2 separate regions of the Homo sapiens genome follow, and region 2 is linked to region 1. A link is an interaction called in ENCODE POLR2A ChIA-PET data of the cell type or tissue named here. Cell type or tissue: GM12878. All regions are shown on one strand. Each heading gives the region's core, and the rest is flanking DNA. Links, peaks and the distances in the headings are about the cores only. Region 1 overlaps TARBP1 (tRNA guanosine 2 -O-methyltransferase TARBP1). Region 2 overlaps KCNK1 (potassium two pore domain channel subfamily K member 1).

Region 1 (4,393 bases), core at 215-4,214:
AAGACTGAGTATGGCAAAGCTAATGAATATAACCACATTACAGCTACATTAAAGTCTACCATTTATACAGTGATTATCATAAATCATGTCATAGAATCCTCAACTGTCCTGGCAGGCAGGTAGGACTGCCAATACTAAGATATTACAAAGAGAAAAAAGACACTGAAATGTTTTCTCTAGTCACTCAAGTTGTTCATGGCTGCACACGCTTAGAACGGCCAGTTCGGAGTTCCATGTTCTTAATACCACATAGCCAAAGTTGCTGACACGTTTGCTTGAGATTAATTTACATATCCTTCAAAATATGGATAAATTTGGGTTTCTAAATAAATAATGGGGGTTTTATGGATCTACTGATTAAAGAAAACCATAAAAGTTAATTTGAATTTAGAAATGCTTTTTCTTTACTCCTCATCCTTGCATCTATATATATTTAGCACATATAAGTAATTATTTAAGTCCACAAACAAGGTTTGGTGCACATTTGGATTGACACCTCACAATGACTCCACAGATGGCTGGCACCTCTGTGGTCCCCAACTTGCAGAATGGAAACCATGGTTCTCAAAGTGTAGTTCCCAGAACAGCAGCATACATATCACCTGGGAACTTGTAAAAAACTCAAAAGTCCTGGACGGGTGCGGTGGCTCACGCCTGTAATCCCAGCACTTTGGGAGGCCAAGGCGGGTGGATTACTTGAGGTCAGGAGTGCAAGACCAGCCTGGCCAACATGGTGGAACCCCATCTCTACTAAAAATACAAAAATTAGCCAGTGTCGTGGCTGTAGTCCCAGCTACTTGGGAGGCTGAGGCAGGAGAATCACTTGAACCCAGGAGGCGGATGTTGCAGTGAGCTGAGATCGTGCCACTGAACCCCAGCCTGGGCGAGAGAGCAAGACTCTGTCTCCAAAAAAAAAAAAAAAAAAAAAAAAAAAACTCAAAAGTCCCAGGCCCCACCCCGACCTACTGAACCAGAAAGTCTGAGGACAGGGCATGGCAATTTATACTTTATAATAAGCCATTTGGGTGATACTGATACTGATAAACGTTAAAGTTTTAGAATGGCAAGGGAAGATCAAATTTTTGAATAATTTGTCAACTGAAAGTATTCTTTAACTTCCTGAAACAACTTACACTCTAAGTTGCATTTATGCCAGACAACAAAGTATACTTGGATTCTATCATCACCAGCTATATCTGAGTTAGTCTCTTTGTATCGCTTTTAATGAATGTTTTTAAAAAAGAAAAATTGTTATCTACTGTAGGATTTGCTAAAATAGAAAAACACTTACCTGATTTCCTTCTAAAGTCTCCATAATTAAAATATAATTTTCCCAAAACTTTAGAAGCTCATCTTTTTTCCTCTCAGACCACCAAAACAGACTTGGGCCTGATATGGTTTAAAAAAGAAAATTAGTTCTTCCTTTTGCAAATTTCATAAGTTTCTCAATGACAGCAGTTCTTAAAATAATGCCACTATTACCAAATGGATTCTCTAATAATGGAGGTGCCCCTGTATCAGAGCCTGGATAGGGGGCTTGGGAATCTCAGAGGGAGATTTTTTTTTGCACTAAGATTACTGTTTTGGAGTTCTGGGTAAAAATGGCAGATTTGCACATATAAACTCTACTTTCTCTCCCTAAGAATCTCACTATAACAGTAAAGGATTTTTCAAGGGCAAAACCCCAAAAGAATGGAGAACACTGGGGGCAGACAACAGCAATAAAATACAGAATCTGAAAATCAGATGAAAACCAAGTTGACTCAAGTCATGAGAATTTTAAGTTGACAAAGGGAAAGCCAGGAAACAATTTGATTTATGCTGCAAAATCCCCCGGAACCAAAGGAAGTGGCTGCAAAAGTTACTCTGGTAAGTGGAGTGAAAAGTGAGGCTAAACCAAAGAGGATGTGTTCAGTGTTTAAGAAACAGTCACATCCCCAGGCCACTTTCCTATGTCCTGAACAGGAAAAGACTAGAACTGCTTTTCTGGAGAAGGTAAAATAGTGCGTCTCTGAATTGGGAGGCACAGGACACAGCAGACATTAGTCCTACTGACAAAGGGGATTCAGCGAACATGTGTGCACCCTGGGTGCTGCGACTCCTCTCTACCTGCCCCCTCAGGTCCTAGAATGCTGGCCAGGCCCTCACTATGCATCAGACAACTGGAAGATGTTCTCTGCAGAATCTGGCCAGCCCAGGAGGAAAGATCTGAAAATATATCAGAGATTCCTTAATGAAATGGCTTGGCCAAATCACCTTATGGTGAAGTTCAGTCAACAGCACCACTCATGGGCTTAGAGCTTTAAACCCAATTTTGATTTCTTATCCTTAAACATAAATAGGGATCTAAGAATCATCAGACAGTTGGGGAAACCTCTACACTAAAGATCAAGACCAAAACAAATGGAGTGGGAGGAGGAAATTGGAGAAAACAAAATTACACAGGTAGAAGAAAACTTTTAAAAGAGTTTTCAGCAATATCTTAAGAAGATAGTAGTATTATAAGAACAGGATATTATTAAAAAGGGGACATTCTGACCAGGCTTGGTGGCTCATGCCTGTAATCCCAACACTTTGGGAGGCTGAGGCAGGAGGATTGCTTGAGGCCAGGAGCTTGAGACCAGCCTGGTACAACATAGCAAGACCCTGTCTCTACAAGGAAATTTAAAAAATTATCAGGGCATGGTGGTGCACACCTATCGTCCCAGCTTCTCTGGAGGCTGAGATGAGAGGATCACTTGAGCCCAGTATTTTGAAGTTATAGTGAGCTATAATCACGCCACTGCACCCTAGCCTGGGCAAGAGCGAGGATTTGTCTCTAAAACACACACACACACACACACACACACACACACACACACACACAAAGGGGACATTTAAAAAAAAAAACTCAATCCAAAATCATAGAAAATCCTTAGGAGAGAAAAGATGCTTTCAAGAAAGTCCAGGAAGTTCAATATCTAAAAAAAGAACAGAAAACAGAAAGGGACGAAATAATCCACAGAATATTCTAGAAAATTTCCCAGAACTGAAGAACATGATTTCCAGATTGCACAGGAGGTCCAGCAAGTGCCCAGCACAAGGATGAAAATAGACTCCTATCAAAACTGTGAAATTTCAGAATGCTAGAGCCACTGATCCTACACACTTCCATAGAGAGAAACAGTTCCTGTATAAATAAACAGGATTCAGAATGGTTTCAGATTTCTCAACAGCAATACTGGAAGCTCTAGCTTCTGGGACAATAGATAGATACCTTTAAAATTTTGAATGGAAATATCTTCCAGGCTCGAATTCTACCCTCAGTCAAACCATCAATGAAATATGAGGACAAAATAAAGGCATTTAGATATGTATCGTTTCAGTTGCTCATTAGGACATAGAAAACCATAGGAGATCGTTATTGTCATACAAAGAGGAAAGGCTGAAAAATCTACAAAATCCTAAACTGTTGTGCGGTGGGTGGGGGGAGCATCAGAACTGAGGTCACAATGCAACCTGAATTCTAAAAGGAAGGAAGGCGCTCCAAGAATGGAAAGGCCACTTATCTGTTCTACTTCTGGCACAGGAGCAAGACATGGTCACCCAAAAAGCAGTTTTAAAAATGGCATTTTGACAAGTTTTTAAAGACCAAGGTGGGCTAGCCTCACAGCTTGCTGAGGGAGTCCACATCCATTCACCAGCTCTTTTCTTCAAGCCTGCCCCGGTGCTCTCGAGAGAGACTGTGGCCAGGGCAGGAGATCTTCAGAGGCGCAGGCACCCAGGGCAGCAGGACTAACTAGAGAGGCCCAGCCATGCCCTGCAGGAGTACAAGATGGTGATCAACTGCCAAAACGTGCCTGTCCCCCTGGACCCTTCTCCGACAGGAAGCCAAAGCTGTCTGCCCCTCCCACACTCTCACCCTTGTCCCTGCCTTGATACAAGCAAAAGTTGCCTGCCTCTAGGGCAGGGATAGAACCTGCTCCCTTCACTCGGCACTGACACTAGGCGAATGCATCTTATTCTGTGGAAGGGGAAGCAAACCCCCTACTGCCAGATATCCTGCACTGATACAAAGCTGGTCTGCAGGTGCTGGAGGAGGGCAGGACGCTACACCCAAGACCTACCACAGACACTCACGCAGAATGCAGCTGCCACAGGTTAGGGCCAGGAACCTAAACGCACCCCTAAGTTGGAGGCAACGATTATTGCCACTGGAGAGGGAGCACAGACAGCGAAAGAGCAGGAATGCTGACGCTCAGACACATGGGGCCTAAATACAAGGCTGCAGTGGAAGAAATGAAAAGCCCCTGCCTCATCTCTTGCACCAGGGAACAAGCATCAGCAGTCTACCCCTGAGGGAGGGACGAAGCCTTGGCTGAAGACCTCCATCGGTGGCACAGGCCTCCCAGGC
Region 2 (4,393 bases), core at 292-4,291, 830 kb before region 1:
GAACCTCAGGATTGAGAGCAAACCCAATTCAATCATTGGAGGAGCAAGAAACTCATTTTACGTTTTAAATGGTTCTATTCACTGGGCTGAATAGACTCAATATTTAAAACCCTTAAGACCAGTGATTCTCAATGGGTTGTGGAGGGAGAGGGATAGGCAATTTGAAGACTCAGTAGTATATTTAATATTTACTATTTATCATGCAATTTATAGAAATGAATGCTTGACAATGTCGTGGGCTGTGGAAAAATGAAAAAAAAAAACACAGGGTTGTCCTCTCCTGCTTCTGTTATATTTATTTTTGTTATGTTGTTTATCCAAAGGGGGCATTGATTATAACAGTTAGTAAAATACTGGTGTGGCTATTCACCTTTGTTAGCTTATATGTCTTAAGTGGTACAAACAAAGCCAAGTAAGTGTCTGATGTGAGATCCTTAAAACCGGGAGGCCTGGGTGCTCCTTCTTCCCCTGACTCCAGTATTCCTGCCCTGGACAGTGAGCCCACCTGAAGCTCTTTCCTGAGGTCCCACAAAGAAGGGTCTGATGGTTTTATCAGGAAAAAAATAATTAATTTTTTAAAATTTTAAATGGAAAAAATTAAATTAGTTAAAAATTAAAAATGGCTCTTTTCCTTGTTTCTCTTGTTTTTTGATGACCAATACCTAAAAAAGAGAGAAAAAAAAAAAAGAATGAAATTGTCAACTCAAGAAATGAGGGTTTTGCAGAAGGGAGAATGTTTTTCTTCCCCAGGCCTGATTGGACTGGAGCACTGCAGGGTAAACTGTGCTCTGCAGCAGCTTTGTGAAGCAAATCGTTGACCGATTGTGGAGGCTGCAGAGCAGTGATGGCCACGGTGACGCCAGCCTCAGGGCCTCCCCTTGAGGAGGCTCCCTGGGCCATCCTTTTGGGGCTGAGTGGCCATATTGCACAGGTGCAGGGCTGTGGGGAGCCAACCGAGGACACACAGCATGTGATGAGCACTCCAGCTCTGCATCCATGGGCTCGATGACTAAGTGAGGCCATCCATGTGCAGGGAAACGTTTTATGCCAGAGAGTAATATTTTTGGAAAGGGAGGAACTCATATGATTCTGCTGAGCAGCTTGTTCTTCCTACATTTGGCTCTGTGGGGTAGTGTGTATGTCTGGAAGTGGCAGTTACATGTTTCCCACTACCTCGGGGTAAATGTCCACAAAAAAATAACACTCACTGTTTGGGAAAATTAAAAAATAAGCCTAGGGATGATTAGGTTCCTCTGATCCAAGTCTTTGGAAGTCTTCTCTCCACATTTGTGCACCCATGTGTGGGTTTGTCCTGGCTGATGGGCTCCAGTCCTAACACACCCAAAAAACAGATGAATATATAGGGCTTGAGTTTTTCACTCATATGATCCTGAATTAGGACAAAGTCCAAAGAAGGGGCTAACTGACCTCACACAGTACTTGTTCTCCTTTTTCTTTCTTATATAGCATATTTTTAACCACTCATTTGGCCCCTAATATCCTGTTTTGCATTTTTAAATGTTCTTTGCTTTTTGACTCTACAAGTATATTTTTCATAAGACAAGAACATGGATCTAGTCCTGTGTTTCTTTGAAGAATCTGCAACATTTCAAATAGTTGGATAAATAGTAGATATGTCATAGGGATGTGAATATCAGAACCAAAGTGTATTCCTGTGTATTTTGATTAGATATGAGAAGGGTTGATTTTCTGACTTTTATGTTGCCTAATTGAATCCATTTTTCCCATAAGCAGCACCTTCTTTTTCACTTCTAAGCGTCCTTCTCATTTATCTGGCAAGAGTATTTAAACTAGAAGAATCCTAACGTCTGACAAAGCATTGAACATTCTTTCTATATTTGTGTCAAATACTTGATTCTCTTTCTTGTTAATATCATAAGGGAGAGAGTTGATGCTTCTTAAGCTGTTCAATTACAAAAAAAACAACAAAGAAAACCACACAACTGTGAGGCAATTGGTCATCTCGTGAACGTGGCATTGTGGTTTGCATGTTTGCTCATTTTTGCTTTTGTACTCCTGGCATTTATCCGGAGAGCTCCTTCCTGCAGAGTGCCTGAATGCTGGTTCCTTCTTACACATGAGCCACGTCAGAACACACCTGGTGGGACTCCTCTGTGGGGCTCTTCCCATGCCTGTTTCCTGCTCTGGGCAGTTGGTGGTCTGGGGCATTGGGACATATAGAAAAGAAGCTGAGGAGGAAAGGCGTTGTTGCTATTACTTCAATATTCTCATTTTTCAAGTGAGGATTTACAAAGGGGACTGTAAGCTTTCCATCCGAAGAGAGGTCTGAGGTAAGAATTCTTTTCTCCAAATGAGAAAGACTGGAATCCCACCAGGTGTGTGGGAAGCTGCAGTGAGAAAACCAAATAATCCTGGTTTGAAGAGTTAAATATTCTTGGTAACATTTGAATAAATTGGAAACATATTCCTCTGAGAATTTTTTTTTTGCACCATAGATAGTTTCTAAAAGGCGTGGAAACATTTATAAGAAATACCAATTATGCAGTGTTGGTGTCAGTGTGGACTTAACTGCCGAGACTGACTTATTGCCAGGTGGGCAGGTGAAGTAATAAAGAAATAATTGGAATTCTTATTGCTGAACTCTAAAGGACTCTCAGGAAACCTAACCTTGCTTTTGACCTACTGATTAGCTTGAATTCAGCGGACTCATTATATTCTAATTTCATCTCCATTGAAAGATAAAACAGACTTAGAAGTAATTAATTATAGTTAGATATTAATGATCAAGTGAATTGACTTCAAAAGTCATTTTCATGTGAACTGATTTCCCTGTGATGGAACTTTGGTAACATTTTACATTTGTATTTTTAATCTCTTAAGTAAGTACTCCTGTAAATTGTTCCAAAAGAAGTGGTTTTCTGGGATAACGTAGAGAATGAAGGTCAGGTCTGGCTCTTGTGCTATGGTTCTGCTTTTCTCTCTCTCTTTCTTTTTTAGACAGGGTCTCGTTGTGTCGCCAGACTGGAGTGCAGTAGCTCAATCTCAGCTCACTACAGCCTCCACCTCCCAGGTTCAAGTGATTCTCAGGCCTCGGCCTCCCATGTAGCTAAGATTAAAGCCTTGTGCCACCACACCCAACTAATTGTTGTGTTTTTAGTAGAAACGGGGTTTTGCCATGTTGGCCAGGCTGGTCTTGAACTCCTGAGCTCAGGTGATCCACCCGCCTTGGCCTCCCAGAGTGCTGGGATTATAGGTGTGAGCCACACTGTCCCTGGCCAACAGGCTCTACTTTTCTCATAGGCGATGCCCGAGGGTGTCGGTCTAAATTGGCATCTCTCTTAAAATCTAGTGAGTTTATCCTGAGATGGTAAGTTTCTTCAGCAAATAAATGGAAGCACAAACAAGCCGGAAGACTTTCTATGTAGGACACTCTGTAGGTCCTTAGAGTATGGCTCTCACCAGGTGTTTTCACTCTACTTTCTGCCTGTCGGAGGGCTGAGTCACAATGAAGAATCTTCAGCCAGAGCACACCACCTTCTAATTAAAGTGCTGCTTTCCTCTATATTTTGAGTCCTCTCAAATTTCATAGGCTTCTACAAGCTTGCTCCATGCAGAGCCCTATGCCAGGGTTTCAGGGTTAGAGATACAGATAGACTCAGTAATCAAGCAGCTCGTATCTTAGAGAAACATCTAAACTGATTATTGTAATACAAGTGATGTACAATTAAGATTGCTTGCAGCTGCAGTAAACAAAAATCCCAATTTATAATGGCTTAAATTTATAGGAGGGACACGTAAATGTTCTCACACTGTAAGGTCTGGCAGTAAGCGGATGGGGTGTTATATCCCCACTTAACACGGCAGGGTCCTGTTGGCACTTCCTGGCTTGCCATTCCTTCTTCCTGTGCTGGGGTCAGGGAGGAAATGGAATTTCTCCTCAACCCTCATAAGTTCATAAGTTGATGAGACAGATCCCTGTAACAAAAGATAGATTAACAAGAGAAAAACAAGCAAGTTTATTAACACAAGCAGTGCATGTCCCATGAGAGAAACCTCATGAATGGTAACTCAAAGCAGTGGCTTAGATAGCATCTTCAACAAAGAACAACAAATTCAAGGCAAGTGACAGGACAAAGGAAAAGGATTTTGAGTGTCTGCAGGGAGCCGCTTGGGCAGCAGATGAACAAATGGCAGGGCAGATAAAAATTAGTGAATAAAATTTGTTGATATCAGTTCCTCTGGTGTCATCTCAAGTTTGATGAGGGTCAAAGCTGTCTTCAGTGGTTAGCTTTTGGTGGAGAGGTGGGCAGGATACCTTATGTGTTTGTCAATCATCTGTCTCCTGTTTTTAGGCAAACAGAGGGAGGGCAGAGAGCTCCCCTGCGTCTTCTTCATTGTCTTCAGCTCAGCA

What was found. ChIA-PET counts read pairs that join two places held together with the same protein. Peaks named below come from ENCODE experiments on the same cell type or tissue, not always from the same donor. Only the 100,000 strongest peaks of a DNase experiment are listed, where the experiment ranks them.
Region 2: POLR2A ChIA-PET joins it to region 1 with 6 read pairs; 1 of 35 experiments calls an interaction of 5 or more read pairs at or near these places.

The regions. Positions count from the first base shown.
Region 1 is chr1:234,471,423-234,475,815 of GRCh38, forward strand. TARBP1 (tRNA guanosine 2 -O-methyltransferase TARBP1) reads right to left here. Exons shown (of 30, transcript NM_005646.4): 2 at 1,292-1,389. Among named protein-coding and RNA genes, the nearest start is that of TARBP1, 5.6 kb to the right of the region's middle. In GM12878, for the core only: no CTCF peak of the experiment used is centred there; a DNase peak (open chromatin) is centred at 1,868; H3K4me3 peaks cover 1,397 bases; H3K27ac peaks cover 2,603 bases.
Region 2 is chr1:233,637,748-233,642,140 of GRCh38, forward strand. All of the region lies in intron 1 of KCNK1 (potassium two pore domain channel subfamily K member 1), which reads left to right. Among named protein-coding and RNA genes, the nearest start is that of MIR4427, 16 kb to the left of the region's middle. In GM12878, for the core only: no CTCF peak of the experiment used is centred there; a DNase peak (open chromatin) is centred at 2,040; H3K27ac peaks cover 374 bases.